Linked DNA regions of Mus musculus: all the other regions are linked to region 1. The links are chromatin loops, found by intact Hi-C in ENCODE. Cell type or tissue: gastrocnemius. All regions are shown on one strand. Links, peaks and the distances in the headings refer to the core of each region. The heading gives the core; the rest is flanking DNA.

Evidence for each region. Peaks named below come from ENCODE experiments on the same cell type or tissue, not always from the same donor. Only the 100,000 strongest peaks of a DNase experiment are listed, where the experiment ranks them.
Region 2: it touches region 1 in a loop (7-fold over the local background); 34 of 42 quality-filtered maps call a loop at or near these places.
Region 3: a loop joins it to region 1, with 3 times the contacts of the local background. A loop is called at or near these places in 23 of 42 quality-filtered maps.
Region 4: it touches region 1 in a loop (4-fold over the local background); 34 of 42 quality-filtered maps call a loop at or near these places.
Region 5: it touches region 1 in a loop (2.2-fold over the local background); 19 of 42 quality-filtered maps call a loop at or near these places.

Annotation. Positions count from the first base shown.
Region 1 is chr16:22,544,701-22,550,663 of GRCm38, reverse strand. It overlaps Dgkg (diacylglycerol kinase, gamma), which reads left to right. Exons shown (of 25, transcript NM_138650.2): 20 at 1,948-2,012. Gm15651 (a long non-coding RNA gene) reads right to left here. Exons shown (of 3, transcript XR_384735.4): 1 at 2,084-5,963; 2 at 747-1,993. Among named protein-coding and RNA genes, the nearest start is that of Gm15651, 7.6 kb to the right of the region's middle. In gastrocnemius, for the core only: a CTCF peak has its summit at 2,416 (motif pointing right); DNase peaks (open chromatin) are centred at 1,785, 2,128, 2,401 and 5,320; H3K4me3 peaks cover 1,291 bases; H3K27ac peaks cover 1,833 bases.
Region 2 is chr16:22,307,438-22,313,400 of GRCm38, reverse strand. No RefSeq gene overlaps it. Among named protein-coding and RNA genes, the nearest start is that of Tra2b, 44 kb to the right of the region's middle. In gastrocnemius, for the core only: a CTCF peak has its summit at 2,557 (motif pointing left); a DNase peak (open chromatin) is centred at 2,565.
Region 3 is chr16:22,437,330-22,443,292 of GRCm38, reverse strand. It overlaps Etv5 (ets variant 5), which reads left to right and starts at 3,723. Exons shown (of 13, transcript NM_023794.2): 1 at 3,723-3,776. In gastrocnemius, for the core only: a CTCF peak has its summit at 2,838; DNase peaks (open chromatin) are centred at 2,855, 3,563, 4,210, 4,732 and 1 more place; H3K4me3 peaks cover 3,288 bases; H3K27ac peaks cover 2,442 bases.
Region 4 is chr16:22,299,477-22,305,439 of GRCm38, reverse strand. No RefSeq gene overlaps it. Among named protein-coding and RNA genes, the nearest start is that of Tra2b, 36 kb to the right of the region's middle. In gastrocnemius, for the core only: a CTCF peak has its summit at 2,647 (motif pointing left); a DNase peak (open chromatin) is centred at 2,629.
Region 5 is chr16:22,372,262-22,378,224 of GRCm38, reverse strand. No RefSeq gene overlaps it. Among named protein-coding and RNA genes, the nearest start is that of Etv5, 64 kb to the left of the region's middle. In gastrocnemius, for the core only: a CTCF peak has its summit at 3,130 (motif pointing left); no DNase peak of the experiment used is centred there.

The DNA.
Region 1 (5,963 bases), core at 425-5,424:
TGCTCTAATGTTGACTTTCCTTATCAAGATACAATATGCCCAGCATGGAAGAGCACACAGCTTTAATCCCAATGCAGGGGAGTCAGAGGCAGGAGGATCTCTCAGAGTTTGAGCTGAGTACAGTCTACATCTGTGGTTCTCAACCTTCCTAATGCTGTGACCCTTTAACTCATACCGTGGTGACTCCAACCATGAAATTCTTTTTGCTGCTGCTTCATAACTATAATTTTGCAACTGTTATGAACCATAATGTCAATGTCTGTGTTTTCCGATAATCTTAGGAGACCTCTGTGAAAGAGTTGTTTGACCCCCACAGAGGTCAGGCCCAAAAGGTTGAGAACTGCTGGTATACATAGTGAGTTCCAGGCCAGCTAGAACCACATGGTAAGAGCTGTCTTAGAAGAAAGAGGGAGAGAAGGAGGGAAAGAGAAAGAGAGAGAGAGAGAGAGAGAGAGAGAGAGAGGAGAAAGGGGAAAAGAAGGAAAGAAGGAAGAGAGGAAACGAAAAGGGAAGAGAGGGGAAGAGGGAATATACATTAGCTAAAAATCTGCTCTATGAACTTTTATTTTTGGCTCTCCAGAATTTTAAGAATCTTTTGAACACGGAGTCTAATAAAGAGATTTTTGTTGGTTATTTATTTGTTGATTGTTGGTTGTTAGGTAGGCGTGTGAGTGGGTAGGTTCATTGAGATATAGTACCACCTTGTAGTCCAGGCTAGCCTTGAACTCTAAATCCTCCTGCCTCACTCTATCCACATGCTGAGACTACAGGGATACCCCAGCATCCCCAGAGATTTCTGATTGGCTGCTGCAGTCACTTCTGGGCAAATCTAAATCAGCTCCTTGTTTCTGGGCTGTCCTGTCTCCAACCAATTAGTTAGTTAATTTCGAGTGTTCAGCATCTGCCTCCACAGTGCTCGATTGGGACTGTGTGATAAGGGGGCAGTACACACTCTTCTGCTGGGCTCGTTAGGAGGTGCAGGAGGCTAAGAGTGAAGAACCGAGTTCAGCTTGGATCCTATTCTGGCCTATAGGTCCTGGAGCCCCACCATGTCAACACCAGTCACAACCATGAGCACTCACAGATAGCTGTAATGGGAGTGTGGGATGCAGATAGGACTCTGGGCTGGACTCTGGTTCCAACCTGAGAAATGGGACACCCAGAAACACAGTGTCATGGAGCGTCGTGGTGAGTTCTGTGGTACAGATAGCCAGCCATGCAGCCAAAGTGGGGGGTGGGGCAACAGATTGGATAGGAAAGGATCAAGATTGTCGCTAGCTTCAGAGGCAGTCCTGTGGATAGAATGATTAATAGGCAGAAGTTAGACGTTTAATACACTTTTGTTGTCTGCTAAACGCACTATCCAGTACTATTGTTAATTGTTTTGGGTGAAACAGACAACAAAGAGTTAATACCAGCGACAGCTTTGGGTTTGATAATGTGCTGTTATATAAGATGTTATCATCGCTGGACGCTGGGTGAGTGGGACATGAGAAAAAGTACTATTTTTGCAACTTCTCATGAAATAGTCCTCACTTTATGTCACCACCCATCACCACACCACACCACACCACACCACACCACACCACACCACACCACACCTCACCACACCTCACCCACTCCTCACTGGCTTCTGGCTTCACCTGAGGAGAGCCCCTCACTCTTCTCTTTAGAGCCTGCTCTTGCCTGTGTTTACAAAGGCTGAACTGTGGCCACTCACTGGGCTTGAGATACTGTGATGAGTGCCAGGCTCTGAGGCAACCAAGTGAGGCTCTCAAAGGACGGAGTGGTGGCACTAGCTTACGCCTGGACGCGGTGCTGTGCCCCTATGATTTGGAGTCTCTGGAATCTGGGCCTTCCAGGGGCATATATGTGTGTCTTCCCACCATACCTCATGGCCACAATCACTAACCAGGCTTTTCTTGCCTTCTTTTCTTCCGTTTCCAGGATGCTTCAATTGCACACAGATTCCATATGATGAGAGAGAAACACCCTGAAAAATTCAACAGCAGGTAAGCGAGCTCGCTGGCTGCCGTGGTGGCACCCCGCCTGCCCGGCACTGCAGCCAGTGCGGGCCTCCCACCTGCTACCACGGAAATGTCCTTGGCCTGGGTCGACCGCCAGGGGACTTCGCTTTCCTGCCACGTTGCCGGAAGGAGGGTTTCCATTTCTAAGAAGGAAAAAAAAAAAAAAATGTCAGAAACCTGCCACAGCCTAGCTGCCGGTCCCCTCCCGCAGGAACTGAACAGAGGGAGGGGTCTGGGACGGCATGAGTGGCAGGGAGCCTGCCTTTGGCCTCCTGGAACCCCTCCAGGAACTTAGAGGTTTCCTCTCAAAAGCCAGCGTCTCGCAGGGGATTGGGGGAGCGAAAGGCTCTGCTAGGGTCTTAGACCCGAGAAGGTGCCAGGCACTCTCCTGGACAGCAGAGGGCAGCAGTGAGGTCCCTACAATGCTGTGACCATCGAGGGCATCACAGCGGCTTCCTATTGGCTCCTGCATGCCTGGAGATTGGGTTCAAACTGGAAAGAAAAGAGAAAACCAAATCCATTGCAAGAGAACCCAAATCTGTCTTGCAAAGCGAATGAAATTTACCAGAACCGCGAGGTAACTGGCAAACAATTACCATGGAGTTGTCCATTTTCCTTTTCTTGCTCATTTCTCTCTCTTCTATGACGCTATCGTCTTTGTTGTACTGATTTGAAGATCATGCCTGGATTCCACGCCTAGCCCCAGGCAGGTGGGCAGCAGTGGGATAATGACTTGGGCTTGATCTTTGAACCTCACGGGTTGCTATTGCGTGAGGCCGCAGAATTCTCCTCAAAGCAGAAGTTCGGGTGTTATTTGAGGACATTTCCCTACCAGCTCAGCCCCTGACTCCACAGCCTGGGAGCTATACCAGGAAGAGGCTGAGAACAGTGAGGTAATGTCAAACCCGGATCTAACAGCATCTGAACTGTATTAGGGTGACATTCGGTCTCACTCAGACCCTGGACCCACAGCATACTACAAACATGTCTTGCCAGCCCTTGTTGTCTATAGTCACCAATGGGCAATGACAACCCTTCCTCCACCTCATCACCCCCGGGCATGCATGCAACCACTATTTTTAAACCACTATCATATTTTATTAAAGTATTTACATGGAAGAGTCCTATTTACACTGGGAAAGTAGGCAAGCTTTAAGATGTTTAAAAGTCAAATACAAATTTGTTAATGACAAGAAAAGATGACAGGCATAAAACCCAAGTTCAGTTGTGCCCAAAGCTTTGAGATCATTGGTATTGTGACTATTGAGAGTCTGCACCCTTAGCAGGCATGTGGTGTAGGCTCAGAGATAAGTAGGTGCCAGAAGGAACCTTTCTCAAGAGACCAGATCTCCTGACAATAGGTAGTTTACGTGCTGGTTTCGAAGCTTCTTGTTTCGCCTCTTCAAGTCTTTTTCTGAGGTGACCTTGAGCTCCATTGATGGGCCAGGCAGCATGGAGTGGTGGCCTTTTGAGAATAACCACTTTGGGGGATTTCTCTTTGTGTCCCAACTCTGGGCCAGCTCGTTTCTTCCTTGATGTTCAAGGATGCTGTGTCCATAGGCTCCCCTTCTCCGCTGTCTGAGGACCTGGCCTGGCACGCTGCTGTTGTTACTAAGCTGTTTCAGGACCGCCCGCCCAGCTTGGTCCTCTTGGTGCCTGGACAGTCCTTCCCTTTAGAAGTGGTGCTCATACGGGAACAGGCCCTTCTTGATCATCTACATAGGATGTGTGGAGGTGTGCTGTGGCCTCTTCAGGAAGTGGCCCCGACTTGAACCTTTTGGCAGAAGTCTGCCTGTTTCCCACACAAATAATATTTATTTCTGCCTCGTCCATCCTCTTGTTCTTCCTCTACAAAAAGAACCAAACCTGTGTCCTCTCTTCTCCCAGAAAGGCAGACAGATGCTCATCCCAGTGGAATAGCAGCCTCAGGACTGCTTTTGGAAAAAAAGTGAACAAAACAACAACAACAAAAAATCTCTCATTCTACCCATTCTACAGACTTTTAGTGTCTTCTTTACACCCAATACCCTCACAGGTTCTCAGGTGCATGTGTCTGGGAAACCCATGGGTTCTGCTCATTCACTCATTCACTTCCTCACTCTCTCATTCATACATTCACTCACTTACCCACTTACCTGCTCATCCACTCACTCACTCATTCACTTGCTCATTCATTCATTCACTCATTGGCTTGTTCACTCATTCATTCACTCACTCATTTGTTCATTTGCTCACTCACTCATTCACTCACTCGCTCAAAAACATCTTTTGAAAATATACTGGAGACTACATGCTATTAAGTGTTTGGGACAGATGACCCAGAACTCACTGCCCGCTGCCCTCTGCAACCCCACTGGAAACAGACTGAAAAGCAGGGTGATTACCAGTGTGTATGAAGTGATGTGTCTGCACAGAGGAGACCTAAGAGAACACAAAGCAAGAAAATGGAGCTGGCATGGAGGGCTTTCTAATGGCAAAGATGCCACATCGGGGATAAAAAAAAAAAAAATCAAGAATACGTTTTTTACAACTTGATAAAAAAAAGAAGGGCTGTCCGCAGAGAGAAAACCAGATGTGCCTGAACATAAAGTGCTAAGGCACAGCGTGCGAGGGAAGAAGCCCTTGGCGCAGCTGTTGCACGGACTCTTGCTGTGGGAAGGAAGTCAGCTCTGTTGTTTTTAGAGAATAAGGAAGCAAAAGATGAAGTTTCTCCACGTTCTGAAAATTGAGGCAGAGCAACATATGAGCTAAATAGAGCATCAGAAAATCATGTTATTAAGTCCAATTAGAAAGACAGATCTGTCCAGGAGGAAAAAAAAAAAATCACAGCATGCACCTCAGTGCAGGAATTCACCATGGCCTCTCCACCTTCTGCTTCCCACTTCCCAGGTCCCATTAGCAGGATGACTGCTACAGTGCTGGGGTTCAGGCCCCATGTTGCCCCTGGTAGAGATGACAGGCATATGGACTTGAATTTAAGTCCCTGTGCTTGCTTGAGAAATGCAGTTGTTCAGAGGCAGTGCCTGTTTTACAGCCACCAGCCGTTTCTTCTGGAGAACTTTGGGTCAATGCTACTCCATCCTGTTTGCTTGCCTGTATCCAAAAAACCCAGGAGGATTCAACTTGTCCACTGAGAGAAAGGCAGGCAGGCAGGCAGGCAGGCAGGCAGGCAGGCAGCCATTTTCTCTAGGCTTCCTTATTTAGCATGGGAGATGGTTTTAAATAGGCAGGTGGTTGTTGCCATGGTAACCCCATTACACCAGCAGCTAAACTTAGGAAGGGCCACAAGGGATAGGAAGAAAGCCTGATACCCAGGATTTGAAAATGTAAACGATATTATCAAACAAAGCTTCATTTTACTGGGCAGAACACAAGTTCTTCAAAGAGTGGTTGCTGCTTGGCTGCAAGCCTTTAGCATTAATGCCTAAAACTGGCCCCGCCTCAGGGATAACCTTGAGGCTAAATATAGAATTGGTCTGTTTGTTTCGTTTTCAACAAGAGAGGGCTAGTCAGGGCTGAGCTCTCACTTTGCTAGTTTGCTTGGGACTACTCTAAACATTCTTAACCCAGGAGCCAAAGGCTTCAGTGGTCCTGAGAACATTTTGAAATTGTACCAAAGATAGTGTGTGTGTGTGTGTGTGTGTGTGTGTGTGTGTGTGTGTGTGTGTCTGTGTCTGTATCTGTGTCTGTGTTAAAAGGCATCAAATTATGACTCTATTGTTGGGCTTTCTTTACCCCCATCCCCAGTGATCTCTCTAAACTAGTTGTTGCCAGGGAAAGTGGTAATTTTATGAAACCAAGTGGTCTCTCCAGTGGAATAACTTTGTTAAAGGAATAAAAGCCAGCCCCAAGGAGGTAGCAGTGTGAGCTATCTCAGACAAGTAAGGCCTCAAGAGGTGGCAGTGAGAGCTATCTCAGACAAATCAGGCCCCTGGC
Region 2 (5,963 bases), core at 430-5,429, 240 kb after region 1:
ACAGCCAGGGAAGGCAAGCTGAACTCCAACTTCAAACAAAGAAATCTCTCCTCCCCTCCCCCCAGCATAGCTGATGCTGGCCTCAAAATCATTGTATAGCCAAGGATAACCTTGGGCAATCATGCACTCTAACATGGGCATGCACTCTAGCATGGGCAATCATGCACTCTAACAACTGAGCTGCATTCCCAGCTCCCAAATGTCTATTTCTTGCCAAAAGAAGGCCCAGAAAGACTACACTGTCTACCCTGTCCCCCATCAGCCCCTGGATAAGATCCAAGCACACTGGAGTCCAGGCTAGCCAAAAGCATGAGAGCCACTTTTGGAGAGAGACAGCAGAAAAGCTCCGATTTTCCTGTTAAATCCCCCCATTGGCCTCAGAAATGTTAAAAATAAACTTTCACCTGCATCTGATTTCCTTTTGTTATCTCGGCCATTGTTGAACAAAGAGGTAACTGGGGCCTCTCTGGGCAGCTCATAGAGGTCACCTCTGAGCCCAGATGGGAGGGACACAGAGGATCAGCAGGAGTGTCATTAGAAATCAAAAACTCTTTAGAACTTCCAGGTTCCTGAGCTTGAACCCAGGCCCTGCAGCTTGAGCCAGCTCTGCCAGCCCTATCCGGCTCTCAGGTTTCCTCCTATGCCGTTTGCTATAGAATGGGATCCTTGGATTCTTTCCTCTGTTAGGTTTGCAACTTAGACCCCCAATCTACAGAGGGGTGATTTAAATAGGAAGAGAAAGCACAGCGTAGGCACTGAGGAACTAGTCCCTCACACTGGAAGCAGTAGATTGCCATGGACAGGATTTGGGCTAGAGAGTTGAACAGTCAGGCTCACTCAGGATAGTTACTTTCAACCTTGTGACATTATGCAAATTACTTGACCTTTCTGATCCCTTTTTCCTCTTTGTAAAACAGGCACAACGTGAATTGCCCTTAGTTGTATGGAAATTCATTTCTGGTTCAAATAAAGTTCAAAGTAGGTATTTCTAATCTGTGGGATTTTTTTATATTTTAATGTTTACCATTTTCAATTGTGTGCGTGTGCACAAACACCTTAGTGCAAGTGCCTCCCGAGGAGGTCCAAAGCATCCGAAGTTCTGGGCTCTGGAGTCACGGGTAGACTAAGCTGCTCAGTGCAGGTGCTGGGAATTAACTGGGTTCCTTGGGAAGAACAGCACACATTCTTAACTAATAGACCGTCATGTTAGCCCCTTAAAGAGATATGCTTGTTTATTTATTTAATTTATTTATCTCTTGAGTTGGGGCTGTTCTTCGACATGAAGTTTCTGTAGCTGGGGCCACCATTCCCTAAATGTAGTTTTCTGTGAGCATCAGTACATGGTGAGGATGAAGTAGCATTGCAACAGAGCTAAGAGCTGTGCACAAGCCTAGAAGCATCCTGCATCACTTCTGGGGTTTTTTTTTGTTTGTTTGTTTGTTTTGGTTCAGTTTTGGCTTTTTGAGACAGGGTTTCTCTATGTAGCCCTGAGTGTCCTGGAACTCACTCTGTAGACCAGGCTGGCCTCGAACTCAGAGCCCCCGCCTGCCTCTGCCTCCCAAGTGCTGGGATTAAAGATGTGCACTGCCCTCGCCCGGCTCCTGCATCACTTCTGATCGTAACTGGAGCATCTGTAAGTCGGCTACACAGCTGCAGTTCACTGCAGAATGTACTAGGAAATGAGGCCCAGCTGCGTGCCAGGAAGAGCAGGCATCGTCTCCCCAGTCTTTGCCACACACATTAATGAAGAAAAAGAAGAGGCTGACCTAACTGCAGACAACAGATGTGTAGCTGTTGGGTGACTCCTTCCATCCCATCAGGGCCAAGCGCTTGACCCTTGTAATGACACAGACAGGAGCTACAGCTGCGCAGCCCCTGCAGCCCCACAGTCACAGGCCCACACTTCCCTATTGCCAAAGAGCAGGATCTGTCACCCTGCTCTGACTCCTTCCCCTGATCAGGACATTTCCCACATGATACCTACAGTGTCAGGTCACGAAGTCCCTACTCTGCCACCAAATCAACCTGCTCAAGGAGGCAAGCCCTAATGTCAGGAAGCCACCATCTTAGGAGTTGCCAGTGTTAGGGTGCTGTTCACACCCAGGCACCTGGGGCATCATCCCCACCTCCTCCCTTTTGTCCTGCATCCTTCATGGGGCTCTGTGGCTCTTAAGAGACTCTGTGCTCTGAGCTCATGACACCCTTTGTCTACCCTGAAGGCTTGTCCTCCTGACTCCTGTGTAGGCTGTGCTGGATTGAGGCCTTGCAATAAGCTGTTCTTTTTCTACTTCCCCGAGTTCCACACCACAGACAGACGGACAGACGGACATAACATCTAGTTTAGTGTCAGACCCAGAGAAGGTTCCAAGGTTACAAGTCTGTAAACTGATCATGGAGGTGATTGAGAGCATAGAAACAAGAGACCTGAAGGAGTTATGCCCCACATAACTCCTTTGACTCTATCCCCACCCCAAAAAAAGCCCTGAAAAAAAAAATCTACCTGGACCGAGGTTCTGGAAACTTTGTCTCATCTAGACCTGCCCTGCCATCTAGTGGCAAGCACCTGGAAGGTGGGAAGGATTAGACACAGGAGTTAAGGCAATGGGAAGGTCAAGATTGGTAGGCAGGTAGGGGGTCACAGGTCAGGGCACATCAAGACTCAGGGTGGTGTGGTCCATGAAGGAGCCTGGGGAAGATTGGTCCAGTTTCTCCATTGCTTCCTTCTACAAGTACCACATAAAGGGTTTGTCATCCTCACTGAGTAGCTCTGTGGCCTGTGGCCTTGAACTCACTACATAGACTAGGCTAGCCTGGAACTCACAGAGTGCAACTCTGAGTGCTGAGATTAAAGGAACCACCACACCTGGCCATCTTCAAATGTCTTCGATTAGTGTGTGAAGTTCTTTTCCCTTCCTGCTGTATGAGATAGATGTGCCTAAAGTGGGTGTCTCACCCCCTCTGTCAAGCTCAGTTGAACATTCTAAAAGTACTCCTGCTTTCCTACAGCAGTGGGAATTGGCCAGTGACTGCCCCTGCCTTGTCCCAGACAGGAAGAGCCACTCAGCAACCCGCTGACCTGAGAGTTAGTTAAGGGACAGCAGTTCCTTAACCCTGCCTGGACCACCCAGATGAGGAATGAATCACCTATTCCTAGCTTGGTTTTGGTCCCCTCACCACCACCACCACTTTGGGGCAATGCATCTAGGCTCAGTTCCTGTGTGGAGTCCTTTAAAAGGCACCAAGGAAGACAACAAGCCTCAGTGTGATTTCCCAAGAGCTGAAATCTGTCGTCAGAATGCCTGTTTGTCATCTTGAAGGCCTTCTAGAATCAGATCCCAAGCCACGATCTCCTTCCCCGAAGCACTACCACGCCTGTTCTTGCTCAGCCACTCCCTGAAGTGCGTGTAACTTGCCTCAGAGAGGTTGGGGTTCCCTGCCTTTGCAGAAGTAGACCACCCCTCGCCCTTAAAGTTTGAGTTGCTCGTTTTTATCAACCCAACCATCCAAACCTTTATTTCTCTCCTCCTTTTTTTGTGACCTTTGGAGACAGAGTCTCATGTATCTTAGGTCGCCTCAGACTTGCAGTGTAGCCACTAACTACCTTGACCTTCTGATCGTCCCGCCTCTATCTCCTGAGTGTGGGGATTACAGGGTGCATCACTGCCTTAGATAGGGTTCCATTGGGCTACCTATCTGGGGTGAGTAGAAGTGGGTATTGTATCTCCCTAGGAAAAGTTTTGTCATACAACACCTGCTGTCTCAGCACTTGGGAGGTGGAGGCACAGGAAATTCCAGATCAGTCCGGGATATGCGAGATCCTGTCTCACAAGAACAAAACAAACACAAGTCACTCAGCGCCAGGAGAACAGCAAATAAGACAATTAAGTGTGGGATGGGAAGCACTAGCCCACGTGCGATGCGCAGGGACTATGAGCTCTTCTTTCCTCATCTCCCCCTGTCCGTGCCAGGCCTCAGCCCCAGCTCCCTGTCCCCAGCCTTAGGAGATGTTCCAGGTTTCACTAGGAGCCAAATGGTTAGATGGCTTCTTCAGCTTGGCTTGTCATAAATGTGACCAAGACCTGAGAGGGCACCATATCAGCCTGGGCCAATGGACCACTTAAGTAAGAAATGCACAGGAGAGAGATATCCACAAATGCACCCCAACACCAATGCTACAACATGGGTTGCAGAATTTAGATGCAGGGCAGCTGATAATCGAATGACGATATAGTGGATGGGCTAATAAATGGATAAGAGCAAATGCTCAATCTTGAGGCAAAACTCAAGAGGTTCTTAATGTTTTGGTATGGTTCTTGGCTTTTTGAGGCAGGCCTCAGGCTGTAGCCTGGTCTCACCTAGAACCTAGTATGTAGTCCAGATTGGTCTTACACTCTAGGCAGTCTACCTGCTTCAACCTCAGGGTGCTGGGATTGCAGGTATGTGCCCCTATGCTTGGCTGAATTTCATAACTAATGCATATGCTTGTCCACTCAATAAAACATTCTTCAGAAAGTTCTATAGAAAGATTTTTTTAAACTTCATAAAATACAAGTTTGATTTGGCTCAGTTTTAAAGGTTAAAAGGCCAGTGCATAACGTAGGTCTTTTAGGCCAAACTATATGTGGATACATGGTCCTCAAGTTGTTTTTAAAATTTGTGCCCTTAGCTGGCCAGTGGTGGCACCTGCCTCTACTCCCAGCACCAAGGCAGAGGCGAGCAGATCCCTGTGAATTCCAGGCCAGCCAACACTGCACAGGGGAACCCTGTCTTGAAAAGACCAAACCAAACTGAGCAAACCAAACACTTGTGCCCTTTAGTATCTATGCCTACCCCAAGGACTATGTTCTCGCGAGCCATTTGTTTGAATGTATTACTCTGGTGTACGCTTTGTGCATACGAGGGTGATCATTTTAAACAAAATACTAAAGGTGACAAAACTTCTAAATGCTCTACATCCATCCTGTCACTGGTGAGACAAGAGGGGGAGATTGTCCATGGGAGCCACAAAGGCTTTTCTGCCTCAGGTGTGTACGGCCCAGAACTAAGGTGGCAACAAAAATCAGTGGCCACCAAAGCCACACCAAGCCAGGAGCTTCCATGTCCTGTCTCTCAAACCTGAAGAATAAACATTTCAGAAAATAGAAGGGTGAATGTGGAGAGTTTTATTCTAGGATTCTATGTAGGAGTTTATGAGAAGGAGAGAGGGAGAGGGAGAGGGAGAGGGAGAGAGACAGAGAGAGAGAGAGAGAGAGAGAGAGAGAGAGAGAGAGAGAGAGAGAGAGAGAGAGAGAGAGAGAGAGAGAGAGATGCCCATTGAGCTGCTAGTCTAGGGCTTTCTACAGGACAAAAACTAGGCAAGCATTGAGATATGGCTGGTCAGTCCAGCTGACCTTCCTGCAAGGTGTCCAGGTGCCTCTCACTCGTGGTCAAATCTTCACTCACAGTTTCTCGGTGCTCATTTCGGCTGTATCAAAGGCAGGAAAGATAAGGCCAAAGCAGATGAAGAGCCAGAGCTCCCTCCTGACATTCTTGTCCTCTAACTACGACAAAACCAAGGGCAGGTCAGGCTTCTAGTCAAAAGTAATTATCAGGGACTGAGAAATGGCTCAGCAGGCAAAGGCTCTGCCCATCTGAGTTTGATCCCTGGGCCCACAGAAAGGACCAGCTCCACAGAGTTGCCCTCTGACCTCCACATGCTCTGTGGCAAGTATGCCCATGCCCACACTAATATTAATTTAAAAAAAAATAATTAGAGCCGCTGGCTTTCAGGGCCCCTGACCTAAGACTTCGTGGCTAGTTTCTACTTCCTGTTCTCATCACTAGGGCAAAACTCTGCCCAGTATCTTCAACCATCTTCTCAAGTTATGATGGTTTGGAAATTTTTATGATGGCATAAATATATACAACTCAAAACTTGCCATTTCAACTGTACAATTCATTGGCAATTACTACATTCACAGTAC
Region 3 (5,963 bases), core at 521-5,520, 110 kb after region 1:
GAGGAGGAACTTCTTACCGAGAAGTGGCAAGGATGCTCTGAAGCCAGGGTCTGCTCTGCAACCTTTAAAAGTCTGTCCCCCAGGACCCAATTCTACCACCTCCTAAACATTTTGCTGCCCTCAAAATAGAACCACTAGCTGAGACCCTTGTTAAGACACATGGCACTTGGACCATAACCCTCTCCCGCTCTGTGATATCTCCGTGCCTCAGTTTCTTCACCTATAGAGGTGATCGTTATGGTGCATGCGCAGAGGGTTACAGGCTGAAATAATGCTGTTTATGTGGAACTGAACAGAGGAAGTTTCTAGTAACGGTGGGACCTCACTATCCCCTGGCTGGAAGGAGCAACAGGACACCGATTTGTTTAAAGAGACACAGACGGTGGAATATTTTCTTTTTTTCTTTCAGGCCTCAGGGCACTTCTTCCTAAATCTTAGAAAATAAGACTGAATTCTTGACCTTTCCCTTGAAGAAAACATCTCTGTCCCATTTAGTGTTTGTCTTCACATCCTTGGTTATGTCCCCGCACCCCAGGGCCACACTTGCCATAGTGAAACAGGAGGCACAAGGCGATATAGGGACAACCGGAGCACGTCCATCAGTTTGGATACCAGCTTAAAGGTGGGTTGTGGGCCTTACACTCTAGCTTGCTTTGGCATTTTGTAGGGGCCATGTAGAAAGCAGACCTGTAAAAGGAGGCAAGCAGCCAGGCTTGGGGCCTCCTTTCCTCCCTTCCCCTCGCCCTCATTGCCTCCTCTAACTGACGCTGCAAACTGAACTTGGTGAAGAACAGGCGTCTAGTTTCTCATTGTGACCGAGTTTTGCTACTGCCCAAGGACAAAGGCTAGATTGACACAAGAAGAATGTCCCAGGGGGTGGGCCTCTTTTTGTTTCCTTTTCCAAAACTGTTTCTCTCCTGGAGGGGAAGGAATGATAATTAGAGCACTTGTTCTACAAATCCCCTATGTAAATATGTTCTTAGGAGCGGAGATCCAGCGCATTAGACTAGAAACTTCTCGTATTACCCTTAACTCTCCTATCTGGCAGAGATAACAAGAGAAAGACAGTGGGATGTGAATGGGGATAGAGAAGCAAGAGAGGAGTGGAAGCCATTTTGGCCTCTGGACTCTGTTCGGATGTCCTTGCTGGGTGGGACTCCTGTCGCACCTCAGTTTCTCATTTGTAGAATGGAGATATTAATAGTGATGAATGTCTTCTCACTGCCTCACTGTGGGGACATAGCTAGACTGTGGAGGGCTGTGTGACTACGGGCTGCCCAAGGCAACCCCTGGAGATCATTCATCTCTATGTTATTTATTTATTATTTATTTATTTATAGCCCAGCACAGGATCTGGCTGAATATCTGGTACATCCTAAATGTTTGCTGGATGACTAAGTTATTAGTTACCAATAGCTTTAATGAAGCATAATTCCCCACATATGATACTGTGGCTATCAACTTCTCTCTTTTCTGTGGTGCTGGGTCTATAACCCAGGACTTTGTGCCTTCTAGGCAAGTTCTCAATGATCTTCCCAAACTACCATAACTACCCAGGACTCCTGGGCACATGACTGCCTTCTCAACACCTAGGAGGAGGGGAAGAATAGACAACTAGCTGGAGGTGAGTTTGGGTTACATAGTGAGTTCCAGGCCAAACCGGCTGCGTATCAAGGTCCTGTCTCAAAGAGTAACAAATACATAAATCAAGTATGACACACAATACTTTCCCTCATTCCAGTTAGCCCCTGTTTATTGCTACACACTTTCAAATTTCTCTTCTCAAGGAGGAATGGAGAGCTTCGGTCTGAGGCAAAGGTCACAACAGCCACACTCCAGGCGTGGAGTGTAAGGAATGTGAAGGAACCACTGTGAAGAGGCCTGCACTGGAGCTGATACAGCAAGCCACAGAACTTTTAGAGGACTGGGATCTGAGACAATTAAGCAAAGGGGAGTAGGAAATTCTTGAAGAAATTTCAACCAGGCAGGAGGTTGGCCTGGGATGAGAACAGGGAGGGATGGCGGTGATGGGACCAAGCCGGTGAGAGAGGATCTGGAACTAGTGTGGGCCTTGCTGAATTGAAAGCCTTCAGGACGTCAGAAACAAGCTGGGAACACGGGTACAAGAGGACAAACTCTATAGCCACCAACTAGAATAGGAGCTAAGGGAAGCACTGTGCTCAGGCAGGAAATTAAATATCAAGGAACTGCTCGTTAAAAGTTCAAAGCACCTGCCCACACTTCAACTGGTGCCCTTCCCAGTCTCCGGCAAAACCGATAACTCAGCCCACTGAACCTGGGTGCAGGTCTCATCCCAGCATTCAAACTGGTCAAGGACTGTAATCAACACACCAAGTACCAGCTCTGATCCACAAGCTTAGGGGGGAAAGGCCGCGGACTAGAAATCCACACCACGTGTTTCACTGTGGGGCACTGGGCACCCTTAGGGTAACAACTTGGGACCCGCTTTGCTGAGGCTCAACTCTCCAAACGCTGACACCTTGCTGCCCGGTTAGTAGAGAACAGAACTCGTTCACAAGCACCCTAGCGTCCTTGGGAAAAGAAGAGAACGGCCATTGTCGGTGGCAGGAGCAGGACGAGGAGTTGGAAGGGGCAGAGGATTGTTTTATTTGTTTCCTGGAACACCCTGTTAAGAATCTCAACAACTGCAGTCAATGCCCGATCCTTTGGCAAGCAACACTGCTTCTCCCGGTTCCCAGCTGCACGGGATCTAATTCGCAAACACACCATCTTGCATTCAACACTTAAATGGAAAACAAGCAGCCCGGGAGAGAAGCAAGCGGTCTAACTGCACGCACGTTTCAAAGGGATTTGTGCTTCCAAGGCCCTCTACCGGCCCGGTGCGATCCACGAACCGGGTTTCTGGCTGTAGCCTCTTGCCTGTAGAGCTCAGAGGCAATTATTAGCCCGAGAAGACGCGATCGGGTCGGGCCTTAGGCTTTGGCAACATGGGTACATCACTAAGATCTGGAAAAGCTCAGGTTTTTAAAGGAAGGTAACTACTTTTTTTTCCCACTGGAAACCTGGTTTAAAAAAAAAATTAAGGCTTCTCTTCAAGGTAGCTAAGATTAGAGGGCTCGGTTTCCGTTTTTTGTGTTTCTATGGGCCGAACGCCCAGGCAGGGTCAGCGAGTTTCTGTGTGTGGAATGACGAATTCCTCTCGCCTGAGTTCTAAAATGATAACTTAGCTCGCTGCTGCAGCTGCGAACGCCTGGCGCCAAGCGGCCCCGCGCGGGGGTGGCGGGAGGAGCGGTGCAGGCCGAGGCCAGGGGGAACTTCGCGAGTGGCCCCTTTAAGAGCTTCACTGACTCAGCTAAGCTTCCCCCTCAGGTCGCGTTTTTTATGAATGAAAAACGTCCTTACATTCATTATATAAACAAGCCGGTGCTGATTGGTCAATGGCGCCCAGCGCATAAATTATGTAAAACAGACCTCTGAGGGCGTTGAGGGAGGCCGACCGTTAGCCAATGGGCGCCGCAGATGATGGGGCGGCCCAGCTGGATTTGCCTGAAGACAGGGTAAACAAGAGGTGATGGGCAGCCGCGGGGATGGCCGCCGACCAATGGGGACGTGTGTGCTCTGGGCTGCGGGCCAATGGCGGCGGGCGGAGCCGGCGGGGGCCGGGCCAGTGCTGCAGCGGGTTGCAGGGCGGCGCAGAGTCCGGAGGCCGGCGCGCAGAGCGGTCTTCATCCCCGATCGCTGCGGCCCAGCCCGCCACGGAGGCGCGCAGGCGGGCGCGCGGAGTGGCCGCTCAGGTGCGGACTGGTTCTGGGTCCTCAGTTGGGCGTGCTTGGGGTGACTCCCGGAGCTAGCCGCCCCCTCCCCCCGAGGCCCGGTTCGGTTCGGTTCCTGGGAGGCTTCGGGCGGGGGCGGCTAGCGGTTCCGGAGCGAGCGGAGAACGGGTTTCCGCACGCCGCGGAGGAGGCACCCGGGGTGCTGGAGCGGGTGCAGGGAGCGGGGTGCCCGGCTCAGGCTACAGAAGCGGGGTGCAAGAACGGGGTGCGGGGCGCGAAGTTGTGGGCCCCCGAGGGCCCTGGGAGGCTCGCGAGAAGAAACGCTCCGCGACTCTTAATATGGGGGGTGGGGGGAGGCGAGCAGCAGTTTCAGGGGTTCTGCTTCAGAACCCCGAGAGTTAAATGACACCGACATGTGCAGCCTGAGGGTGCAGGATCTGCCCGAACTTCTGCAGGCCTGGCAAGTTGGAGACTGGGCAGCGGGCCCGCAGCCCCCCACTCCCTCCTCTTAGGGCTGAGGGTATTGGGGCCGCCTGAGCCACGGCCTGGGGGAAGAGAGAACCGGTTCCGAGGCTGCCGAGAGTGTGCTGGAACCTCGTGAATGATTCGGGGTCTCCCCCGCAAAGGGGGTACTGATTAAGTAGGGGGTGATGAGGGGAGGCGGCATGTGTGATCAGGAGCAAATGAGGCTGCTGGTATCGGCCAGCGCTGCACCTCGTTTTCTGAATGTGGGTGACTTTATGAATGAAGCAGGTTTCTTTCTTGGGCTCTGAGCTCTGAGGCTTTTTTTTTTTTCTCCCTTTTTTTTTTTTTTTTTTGTGAATGAAGCATTGAGCTTTCTTCCTAAAACGCTGGGGTGAGGGGCCTGCGTCGGAGGCTAAGCGTGCGTTGGGAGTGGGGGCGGGGGCGCAGCTGAAGGAGTTTTCATGAATGGGAAGGCTGGGAATTGGGTGGAAGTGTGTCTTGTTTTGTGAATGGGGCCGGGCGCGAGGGATCCAGTTACAGCCTCTACCTGCGGTGGCGGCCGCGGCTCCATCTCCCATTCATAAAACCAGGCTCGCTGCGCGCCACGGGGAGGGGCCTCGATCCGGTCGCTGCGCCCAGTTAAAGTTTTCCTGGGGGCACCCTGGATTTGGGGGCTGGGGGGGGGGAGCGACTACGACGACACAAAGGAAGTGGTTTAAACTCCAGGATGAACCGAAGCCTTCCCTGCAGGCTTTTAAAAGATACTTTGAACACGACGTTTCCAGCTCTTGAACTCGAAGGGCTGCTTAGAAGATCCTTGCTGCTGCTTTTGGAATCTCTTAGGGAAGTTTCTTTTTACCGATTTTTTTCAAAGGATATTTTTTTGCGCATCATGAGCTTCTAAAAATATTTTATCCTCTGGTTTTCCTACACGTTGTTCTCTTAACCCACAACAGACATTTAAGAATTTCTGAGGCCACAACTTAGTCAAAATTTTTAAAAATACAGCACAGAATTCTTTCTTCTCCACAGTCTACTAAAGATTCTCAGATTTGGGTCCTGGTTGGTGACATTCAAGAGAGGCCTCATTCTGAACGATGTTTGCACTGTGTGGAAGGAAGGCAAGCTGGCAGAAGTGTTTTTCTAGGAAGTTGCGAACTCTCTTTCCTTTGACTTTGAAAATATCTGATTACTTGGGCCAAGTGCTGGCTGTGAAGGGTTTTCTTGTATCCTGCTCACTTATGAAAATTTGATATGGTGCTCACAGCGTGAAAAACAAGTCAGATGGAAATGGTTACTGTGAAAAGTGTTCCCTAGTTTGTGTACAACTTAAAAGAAAATGCTAGTTAGGCCTGTCTGTTATTCAGACCTGAGGTGAATAAATACTTGTTATGCCCCCATTATTTTGACCTGAGTTTTTATTTGGAAAATTAAGTGTTTAGGAAGGTAACACCTAAACTTGCTAGCTAATTCCTCCCACGCTAGAAAAGTGTCTCCCCTCTTGATTTAGTTCCAAGCCCAGCTCTTACCAGTGGTTGACTGATTTTGTTGAAGATTTGAGGTCATTGTAGAACAGGGAGTTTTCTTTTCATGGATATTTTTGCATTGAAAGATTTCAATGACGGTGTTTTGTTTTTCTGTTTCTTTTCCTTTTTTTTTGGCCTTTTGGTAGAAATGTTTAAATATGTGCAGTGGAACTGAATTTCCTTTATCTCTCATTTTTATAGATGTTTTATTTTAGAA
Region 4 (5,963 bases), core at 428-5,427, 250 kb after region 1:
GTTCTGATTGATAAATAAAGATGTCAACAGCCAATGGCTGGGCAGGGCAGACAGCGGCTGGATTTTAGGATTCCTGGGTTTGGGGATGGGAGGAAAGAGATGATCTGCCCCACTGGAAAGCACCATACCTAAGAAGAGTGCAGGATTGAGAGTCATGGCCTCCATGTGAAGGAGCCGGGAGAGCGTGGCCGCGGCCCAGAGAGCTGCTCAGCTGGGTCCAGGGCAGCGAAGACGGAACACAGAGTTAGTAAGTAATAACTTGGGATTATTGGTGAGAGGTAGAGATCAACATCATGGAAGACAGGCAGTGGCCCAGCTATTGTGCTGGTTAAAGCATATTAAAATGTAAAGTGTGTGTGTGTGTGTGTGTGTGTGTGTCTTTTACTTATGAATGATAAACCTTGAATTATTTCAACAGGTATGCTTGATGTCACAGTTGGGCTTCATTTGAAAGAAATGAAACATATTGGCCAATTCCTCTGCTCCAGGGAATCCCAGCCTCTCATCAGCTTCTGGGATGATCTTTTAAGAATAAGGAAGAAAGCAATAAATGTTACAGTTTGCACTTAAAATAACTTTGAATATCCATTTTAATAATGATGCAGGTTCATATCCTTTAACTTCAAAATCTGAAAAACTCTTCACGTAACTATCACACAGTTTGTCAGGAATCTGATGAGCTAACTGGGTGGTAAATTCTGATCCAGGCTATGTGAAACTATAGGTAGCCTTTAAGTGTGGCATTCCATGGAAATAGGCAGGTACTTCTTTGCAGAGATGTTGATGCATTTGGTCACAGGTTCCAGCCGCAGCCCTAGTTGGTGATGTTACACCCATGTGCCAGCTGACAGACACTCAAGGCTCAACCGTCTGAGGTCCAGGCATCTGGATAAGGTAGATCTGAGCATCTTCAGAGTGCTTCATCTCCCTTTCTCCTGAGATCCCCCAGCAGGCCTCTGGGATAGTCTACCTTGCTGGCTCCACACGGACATTGGTTCCCATCACGCTGACTCTTTACTCAGGGGCTATTCTATCCATTTCCTCCTCTTTGTGATTAGTTATGGTTTGTTTTCTCTCTTCCATCCTTCTATTCTCTGCCAGGCACAAACACTGGCGCACATCCCATGCTTACTGACACCTGCCTGACACTAACTAGATGCATACCTGCCTCGACTAAAGAGACGGGCATCCTCTCTAATAGCTGACTCAGTACAACCTGCCGTCCCTCAGAGGTGAACTGTGACCTTACTGTACACACACACACACACACACACACTCCACCAGTGTGGGTCATGCAGGAGTCCGCTCTCTCCTACCAGTACAGGGAGCTGACTACAGGGACTCAAGCTCCGGCCACCATGGCTGGCATCAATTGTCTTCCCTCAAAGCCACCTCGCTGGGCCTCCACGTATTTTTAAAACAATGAGTGAGAAGTAACGGTGCATGGGAAGCCAGGACTGTGGCTTGGTCTGAGAAGCCTAGCTTGAGTGTCCCTGACAATGAACTTCCTCCAAATTCAAAACAGATTTAAAAAAAAAGTGATAGTCGTATGCTCTTTTCCTCCAACACAGGCTCTCTCTGCAAAGCTCTGGCTGTCCTGTAACTCACTCTGTAGGTCAGGCTAGCCTCAAACTCAGAGATCCACCTGCCTCTGCTGGGATTAAAGAAATGTACCACCACCCCCAGGCCATCACAAGCCATTTTTAGTAATAAAAACTCCATTCCAGCTCTTGAAGAAGAATCTCTGTGAGTTGGAGTCTGGTCTGGGCAACATAGCAAGTTCTAATCCAGCTTGTCTCAAAGGGAAAACAAAAAAAAAAAGGAAAAAGAAAAGAAAGTTCAAGAGCAACATACATGCCCATCAACAGAATTATAAAACTTTATTATATTAATATATTTGAAGAACTTTAGCAAAATAGGAGTGTTCATAACATTGAATGAAATGGCCCATTGAGTGTTGCTTTAATATATAAATATTATATATAAATATATAAAAATAATACATATTACATATAGTAGAAAATAATTGGAAGAAACTAGCAGGCCTTCTTATTTCAAGAGATGAAATTAGGTGGTTTTTATCTTCTTTTTAATAATGGCCTCAGTTACTGTTATAAGTGTTTGAAAAGATAAGGGCTGGAGATTAAGAATGTATGCTGCTCTCGCAGAAAACCTGAGTTTAGTTTTCTGCCTTCCTAGAGCCCCTGCATGTATGTGCGCATACAAACACATGCCACACACAGACACACAAATTTTAAAAACTGTATTTTAAAATTAGAAAAAATGTTTAAAACTTTGAGTTTGGAAACAGAATAACTTATGTAGGAAGCATGGGGGGAGGTGACTTAAAGGCTGTCTCTAAGTCACATTGTCATCTTGTAACTATGACAACTAGCAAATCTCATAAATGGTGATCTATTACAGGTTTTTAAAGATTTTTGAAATCTGTTCTCTTGAAACTCATTTTCTGAAAGAGCCGTGCTTTCTCAGCAGTTAAACAGACAGTTCTACCTGAACAACGAATGAGGGTTTGGTGGACTTTGCTTAGCCTGAACCATCTGTCCCATAGACTCCCTCTGAGCGGACAGAGAGGTTGGCCAGGTTGGAGACCAGAGTGTACCAAACTGGGCGGGCTAGAGCACCACCTGGTGGCCACAATCAACACATTGCCTAAGCATTTTGCTACCTGAGGGCAAATCCGGGCTTGTCTTCCAGATAGATACACAGAACTTCTTGCCTGTAATGACCTGGAACTTCAGGTGCCATAAAAGCTTTAACTGCAGTAGAGAATAAATCAATGTTCCAAGAACTTCCAGGGAACAGGTATCTGTCTAAAATTCTAGGAAGTTCCTGAACCATCCAAAACCAGTCCTGTAAGAATGAATACACCAGGGAGGCAGAGGCAGGAGGATTTCTGAGTTCGAGGACAGCCTGGTCTACAGAGTGAGTTCCAGGACAGCCAGGGCTATACAGAGAAACCCTGTCTCGAACCCCCAGGGTCCCCCCCCAAAAAAAAGAGCCGGAGTCAAGACACTTTCTTTTGGGGTTGGATGTTGGGACACAATCTCATTCTACTCAGGTTACAACTCACAAAAACCCCTCCTTGTCCCCAACATCCTGTGTGCTGCAATTACAGGTGTGTGAGCCACGGTGCTGGTGTGGTAATTGTCAATTTGACTCAATCTAGAATCACCTAGGAAGTGCATATTAATAACAGAGATCTTGAGTAGCTTGGTCTGAGGGCATGCCTGTGAGGTATTTATTATCGTAATTGGATCAACTGAAGTAGAGGCTCACGCTGAATGAAGGTAGGCAGCCACTTTCTGGGCTGGGACCTGGACTGAATGAGAAGGAAAAAGGCAGCTGGGCCCTAGCACGCATGCATTAATTGGTTGCTCTCTACTCCAGCAATGTTGGACTATATCCTGGAGCTGTGAGCTAAATGAGCCCTTTCCCCTTAAGTTGCTTCTGTTGGGGCATTTTTTTTTTTTTTAAATCACAGCAGCATGAAACAAAACTAAGACACCCTGCATAGATCAACTGTCTCTTCAAGGACTATACATAACTACTTGAGACTTTTGTGAGCCGTAATATTGCAACTATTCAACTCAGTTGTATGACCAGATCTGTCCCCATCCTCACCAGCACCTACGTGGGGAAATGACACCAGTTCTTCCTATTGCCTGTAAAGAGCTGTCCTTGCCACACACCAGATGCCACCTATAAGACATAGGGCACTGTTGGTCAGGAGTCTTTACAAATCCATTCTTTCTTAAAAAGACTTATTATTGATGTATATGTATGTGTTTGTGCATGCATTTGAGGGTGCCCAAGGAGGGCAGAAGGGAGTCGGGTCCCCTGGAGCTTGAGTGGTTGTGAGCCTCCCAGAGTTGATGTGGGGAACTGCACTCCAGCTCTCAAAAGAAGAGCAAGACTCTCAACCACTGAGCCAACCCTCCACCCCAAAACCCGTTTCTTGTGCGAAGCCTCCTCTTGGCACTTACAGGGAAAAAAGTCTGGATGGCACAGTTAAGGACTGGATTTTGTGTTCCAATGTCCCTCCTCCCTTCCCTTGTACTCCAAGTTGTTCCAAGGTAACACTGGGCACAGAGTACTTGGTGTGTCCCTACTGTGTGCTGAGCATTAAGGTAGACTCTAAATATATCCTGTCCCATTATTACAAGGGCACTCTGAAGTGGGCACCAGAGCACCCGTCAATCTACAATCCAGGAAGCTGAGGCTGAGAGACTAACGCACCTTTTATTCCCTGCCCCTACCTGAACCTGCGTCCCCAAATCAGCTGTTAAGAGCTGGTGAAGGGGCTGGAACAGTGTAGGTGAAAAAGTTTACCTTGCTTGATCTTTGGATTCTAAATTCCTCCCACACAAAAGCGATTTGTTTTACTTAACAAGCGAATTAACATTAAGCCAGGGAAATAAAGCAATAGGGAAGGTAAAGATGTGTCAGAGTGGCACCTTCTCCATTTGTTTGACAGTGTGAGCTCCTCCTCCCCAGAAGCCACTGGTAAAGCTAATGACGTAATAGATCAATGGGATGTTAACCTAGGTAGCCTCCTGTGATCCCACTGAATCACCAAAAACTCATCGTTGGAGCCAGGCATGAGGGTGCCTGCCCGGACACTGGAATCTGAGGCAGGGTGTTTATTTCATGCTTGAGGACAGCCTGGGCTACTTAAAGAACCCATGAGATGGCTCAACAAGTAAAGGCCAGGAAGCCTAAACCTGAGTGTGTCCTGTGAGACATGTATAGTAGAAGGTGAGAACTAACACACACACATAGGATGTGGCTTGTGCATGTACATGAGTGTGTGTATGTGTGTATGTGTGTGTGTGCACGCGCACATGTGCGTGCACCACTAGATAGGTTAAAAAAAAAGAAGAAGGAAAAGAAAAAGAAAGAAAAAATCTGTCTCAAACAACAAAAGAACTCACCTTAGTGTTCCGTATGTCCTTCCCCGAAATCCTGGACAAAACATCAGAGTACTGCTGTATTGTTAGAGTCTCTGCACTGAGGCCCACAGCTCTGCCTATATACTCCTCTGGAGAAGCAAAAATGCTAGAAAAGACTGATGTTAGAGATGACTCTCCAATGTCAGCTACCGAGACCCATTCATTGGTACATCCCCCATGGACAGTGCTGGTCTTACAAAGCCAATCAAAGTAGTGTCAGCAAAGCATCAGCAGGTCCTCCGCCCCACGCGAGTGACTTCATCAAATCTAAAGGAGCCGTGTGAAAAGCAGCTGTGGGGGCAAGAGGTTTCTGAGGAAGTATCCCTCCAAAGGCATGGAGCTCACAGAAGGAACTGTGGTTGTTGGCTCTCACAGGGTTGGTACAAAAGGCTGTGGTTGACTAGTAAATGTCAGCTCTCCCTGTAGTAGAGACCAGGCTCAGGCACACCCAGTGCTGCAGCCTGAATATTTGGGAACCCTGGACGGGAGTGGTCATTAACTCTTTACCCAGGGTAACTCTAACCCACAGATTGCAGGCTCTATGTAGTCTGTGCTGGAGCAGGCTGAGGACCTGTCTCCTGGGAGATTTTGGTTCCTGGAGACTAACTCTGATGATGGGATCCTGTCCCTGTCAGCTTACAGCACATTCCACTGGGCTCCTCCCAGGGACCTAGCAACAGTTTATGCCGCTGCCAGGTGTGGGCAGTGTATGAAAGGACTGCTCACCAGCCCAGCTCACATTCTCTCTCTCTCTCTCTCTCTCTCTCTCTCTCTCTCTCTCTCTCTCTCTCTCTCACACACACACACACACACACACATATTCCCAGCCCATCCCTCCATTTCTGCCCCTCCTCTCTGCCCCTCCTCCCTCCCCCTTTCTCTGCCCTCGTGGCTCTGCTCCCGTCTGTCTGCCTCTACTCCTTCTCCAGGTCCTCACTCTCCTCCCTTCCCCCACGTAAACTCCCTCATTACCAGAACTGTTGCATGGCATAA
Region 5 (5,963 bases), core at 481-5,480, 170 kb after region 1:
CTTGGCCTTTGGACCAGTGAAATTCTCAGAGAGCAGCTTCCCGATAAACCTACACGCACATGCACACACACACAAACCTGACTTGAATTGGCTTATTTCACTAGTGGAGAAATAACTTATCAGAAACTAGAGTCTGAAACCGGCTTAACTGAAGCTGGCTGGGCATCTGTGGAAGGGCTAGGACAACAGAGAGATCAAGGACAATGCCACCTTAGGCAGAACAGGCTCTCAGGACACCAGGGTCTGCTTTGTTCTGGTTTTCTGAGCTGAGAGGTGACCTCATCTGACGTGCACTGCAAACAGTGTTCTTTTGACTTCTAAAATTGAAAGGAACAGGAGAGGGTAAGGAAGGAAGCAAGAAAACCAAACCTAGGCTGCTGCAAAAGCCCAGGCGGCAGGGCTAAGTCAGACCTAATAAACTTTGGGCAGTTGTTGGGGCAAAGAGGGTTTAATTACAGCTGCAAGGTTTGGGGCCAAGGAAAGTTGACATTGCTGTGAATTGAAACAAAGAAACATGAAGAGAAATGATTTGTGATGGGAAAACCAGGCCTTCACCCAAGGCATATTTTACTTATGCAACCGTTAGAAATCAGGTGGGGAACTGCAGAGTTGGCTCCTTGGTGAAGAGCACTTGTTGCTCCTGCAGAGCACCTGAGTTCAATTCCCAGCACTCGCCTGGTGCCTAGCAACTGTCTCCACCTCCAGTTGCAAGGGGCTGGCACCAGGCATGCACATAGTTTACACACACACATACACACACACAGAGAGAGAGAGAGAGAGAGAAGCAAAATAGTCATACACATAAAATAATTAAATTAGAAAAAAATATCAGCTGGGATGCTGGGTCTGGAGTTTAGGGGAACTCCAAGCTGGGGATAGAAATTTGAAGTCTAAGCCAGACGTGGTGGTACACAGCTTTAATCCCAGCACTAGGGAGGCAGAGGCAGGTCTCTGTGAGTTCAAAGCCAGCCTGGTCTACAGAATGAGTTCCAGGACAGCCAGGGCTAGCTACACAGAGAAACTGTCTTGAAAAACCAGAAGAAGAAGAAGAGGGGAAGAGAAGAGGGGGGGGGGGAGGAAGTGTGTGTGTGTGTATGGGAGTGTTAATCGCTGAGACTGGCATGTACTGAGGCTGGAGACCATATGAATGTCTGTGATCCATGCTTTTCCCAGAAACCATGTAGAAGTCCATGATCTATGCTTTCACTGCCTGTAGAAGCCAAGAAAGAAAAAGAGCTGAGGCGGAATAAAATCACAGGGGAAGGAGCATGGGCAGAGATCTGGACCTTTAACTGCTCCATGACTCCAAGACACTGGAGAAACAAGAATCCGAAAAGGAGACTGGAGAAGTGTGGGAGGCGGAGGAAGGTGGAGGAAGGCGGGGTCTGTTCTCCACAGGCTTCTGGTGTGACCCTGGACTGGAGTATCAAGAATAGTCTGGGTTAACTTGCATGGGATGGCAGACCTAACCGCTCAGGACTGCTGGGATTCGAAGTTGGACTTAAGACCAGAGGAAGCCCCATGGATTTCAAAATCTTGGCTTGAAAGGAACTCAGCCTCTTGCAAACCCTGCCCTTCAGGCATAACATATGAATGAGCGGTCAGATTCTCACAAATTCAGAGTAAAAAAACTGCCAAGGAAGAAGGGGCGGGTGCTGTCACTAGCCCCTTCCCACTGCTTTGGGGTTCTGTTTATTCTTGTTTTATTTTCTTAAGGTGCATTCTTATTTTGGGAACTGTCTCAGTTAGGGTTTTACTGCTGTGAACAGACACCATGACCAAGGCAAGTCTTATAAAAACAACATTTACTTAGGGCTGGCTTACAGGCTCAGTCAGAAGTTCCGTCCATTATTATCAAGGTGAGAGCATGGCAGTATCCCGGCAGGCATGGTGCAGGCAAAGCTGAGAGTTCTACATCTCCCTCCAAAGGCTGCTAGTGGAAGACTGACTTCCAGGCAACTAGGGTGAGGATCTTATGCCCACACCCACAGTGACACACCCATTCCAGCCAGGTCACACATATTCCAACAAGGCCACACCTCCAGATGATGCCACTCCCTGGTCCAAGGATATACCAACCATCACAGGAACATTAAATGTTTTTTAATTACCTTCGTATTTTAGAATTATCGTATGTCCTTTGTGGAAATTTTGAAAAATCTAGAACTGAAATTGAAAACTACTTTGAATATTTAAATTAGAGGTTGCATTTAACACCAGTGTGCTTCTTTCTAGGTGTCATTTTTAAAATACACAAATTTGGGCTGGCAAGATGGCTCAGGGGAGGAAAGGTGCTTGCTGCCAAACCTGATGACCTGAGTTAATTCCCAAAACCCACCTGGATTAGAAGCTCTCACTGTCTCCTCCACTGTGCGCTGAGGGATGTGATCACCCCCACATTGGCACATTGGTTAACTGACTGGTTAACTTCTTAAAACATAAAAATTGGCCATTACTACATTGTACATAGTTTCGTAGCTCATTCATTTCTTTTTTTTCTTTTTTTTTTTTTTTTTTCGAGACAGGGTTTCTCTGTGTAGCTCTGGCTGTCCTGGAACTCACTTTGTAGACCAGGCTGGCCTTGAACTCAGAAATCCACCTGCCTCTGCCTCCCGAGTGCTAGGATTAAAGGCGTGCGCCACCACGCCCGGCTAGCTCATTCATTTCTTAAATAAAATATTTTAAAATCCTTCTATATCAAAAATATAGATGGGGCGACGGCTCAGTGGGTAAATCTGTCATACAATCTTGAGACCTGAGTTCAAATTCCCAGAAATCATGAAAAGTTGGGTATGGAATCACGTGCTTCTGTAATCTCAGCAGAGACGAGGAAATTTCTGGAAGCTCATGGCCCAGCAAAGCTGACATAAAAGCCAGGGGACAGGGTGGGCAGGATAAGATAGTCACAGCAAGGTAGAGGTTTGAACCAACACTCAAGGTTATCCTTTGATTTCCACAGATGTGCTTCAACACATGTGCCCTCGTGCACACACCTATAGATACATATATACATACATGTAAAGACTTAAAGTATGGAGCTGGAGCGATGGTTCAGTGGTTAAGAGCACTGGCTGTTCTTCCAGTGGTCCTTAGTTCAATTCCTAGCAACCATAAGCTCACAACCATGTTATCTGATGCCCTCTTCTGGCATGCAGATGTACATGCAGATAGAGCACTCATATACATAGAGTAAATAAATAAATTTTTAAAAATTAGATTTAAAGTATATTGCTATACAATACCATTTTTAATGACTGCATGCTATTCCACAGAACATGTTTAAGGGGTTGCCACACTTCCTGGGGAATAAATGTACCACAAAATGAAGCCAGGTAAGACATCTGCCAAGACAAAGCAATAGGAACCAACATCTGTTAATTTTACCTCCTGAGAATCTCTCAGATCTGTCTCCATAGTCAGTCTGGTTATTCAGCCCCCTGGACTATTAGGGCCATCACTTAGGTCTCATCTCCTCCTCTCTTGCCCCACCCCAACCTCCTTTCCAAAATGTACTAAGTGATTTTTTTTTTTCAAGCTCATGGCATCCCCATGGACAGAGAAGTTGTGGTTGCCCAGCCAAATGATGCTCAGTCTACAGAGTGTGGGTAGAGACCACACTGAGGTCAATCTTAAACATAGAGTTGAGGTAAAAACATATATGGCAACAATATTGTGTAATTCTATTTATGTGAAATCTCAAATAGATGCAACTAAGGCATAATGATAGAAATCAGAAAGACACAATGGTGCTGTAGGATAATGGTCCATATTCTAATTTGGGTAATTGTTACACGCTCACTGAACTAAGCCCCAAAGTCTGTCTTAACTGTCCTGCCCCAGCTTGGACACTCCCTGGCCCTTCAGTGTTATGATACCTCCATCCCTGACCCTCAACTGTCATAACCTCCATGTGACCACACCTCACCCACAGAAGGTACTCCAGGACTCTTTCGAACACTCATTAATCAACCCCATGTTTGCCGCTTTCCATAGTTGCTGCTTTTTAAAGTAGAGGGCCTCACTGTTTAATTATTCACCCATTTGCAAGATTAGCTGATTGTTTTTCCCAACAGAGAATAAACTCCAAGAAAGCAGAACTTATCTGTCTGGCTAACTGTGTTATCTCTAAAAGAGAAATTCCTAACTGAGGGGCTGAAGAGATGACTTCACAGGTAAGAGCACTTGCTGCTCTTCCAGAGGGCTTGGTTGGGTTCAACTCCCAGCACCCACAACTGTCTGCAGCTCCAGTCCCAGGGGTTTGACCCTCTATTCTGCACATACATCACACACTTATACACACACACACACACACACACACAGATGCAGGCAAATTCCCCATATACTCATTAAATAAATAAAACGTTCAAAGATATTTTTCAAAATATCTGACTTGGTGAACCTGGAAAATGTGTATCATTGCTCACAGAGATGTTGAGGAGTTCAGGGGCTTGGCCTCTTCTGGTTTCACCGAGCACCTGAACACATGTCCCATATATACACTTACACACACGAATAACAGTTTTTAAAGTAAATCTTTTTAAAATTAAATATATTTATTTGGTAGCAAGGCTTTATATTTTAAAAATCCTGTTGTATTGAGTGATTGTGACCATATATTTATACTTACCAAAAAACAAACAAACCCAAATAAATAACCAACTCTGACAATTTCATAAATGAATCTTTCAGTGAGATTAATTTGAGAGTTAATTCTTCATTCGTCTGTTGCAAGGGTGAAGCTGGGCTCAGTGTCAGCTCTACTCCTATTAGGAATTTTGAGTGAGTCATGAAAATATCCAAAGGGAGATAGCCTCTACCATGATTAATTTTCTTATGTTCTTGTAGTAGTAGGACTGTGGCCAGATACATGGCTGCAGTATACTTCCCAGCATCCTTTACAATGCAGCTGTGCCTATTAGTAATATATGACTTCTCAACTCAAATTCACCATCTTTTTTTTTTCTTTTTTCTTTCCATCTCTGAAACTGTTCTGAGTCCTCCAAACATTTTCCTTTAGTGACTGGCTCTGTCAGCATAAGATGCCAGAGTGATATTAGAGAAAAGGGATTTACTTCCGGTGTGCATGAGCCTGCAGTAAGTAGCCCAGCTTCTCCAAGGCCTGGCGGCTGCAGAGCCCAGAAGGCAACAGATTTTGAGCAGCGTAGTACTTCTGACTCCTGCAGAGCTCACAGCCTCTCAAGTGCCTGCCTCCTGCCATGCGCAGTGTCCGGAAGCCCCCAAGTCTTTCCTCCCTGGCAGTTACAGAACAAGAGTTCATTGATCAGCTTCCCCCAACGCGGTGGATTGCTAGCAAATTCCACTAGCAAAGCACTTTTAGCCTTCAGTCATGCCCTCTCGGCAGTAAAGGATTAACTCGTTCTGCATTGTCTAAACATGGCACATTCCACAAAGGTTCGGCCCCTACCTGGCTCCTGGAAAATAACCTTTAAGCCCCTGGGATATCCTGTGTGATAAGACAGGCTTTAGTCACGGGAGACCTTGGGCTGCACCAAAGAATCTCTGCTGACAGTATGATTCCTGGGGTGGCGAGAATCAGTCTCTGGAGGAGCTAGAGACCAATAGCTAAGGCCAGTTATGTGGACAACCAGTCATGTCTATGTGATTACCTCCAATCTCTGCCAGAACATTGTGTCTCCCTAGATTTCTGTGGTGGGCAGCCCTTCATTAGCATTTCTACACATCATTGCTGAAAAAGTTAAATGCTGTTTGACCCCACAGGGAGAGGACAAATGGAACCTTGTACTTGGTCCCCAAGACATTGATTGTGCTATCTGCCTGTCCCCTTTGCTAACTTTAGTCTGTATCTTTTTAGTTCAATAAGCCCAACCCTGCCTGGTACAGCACTTCTGGGGTTTTTGGTGGTGGTGGTGGTGGTTTTTTTTTTGTTTTGTTTTGTTTTGTTTTGTTTTTGAGTCGTTCTCATAAATCACAAAACCTAGTGG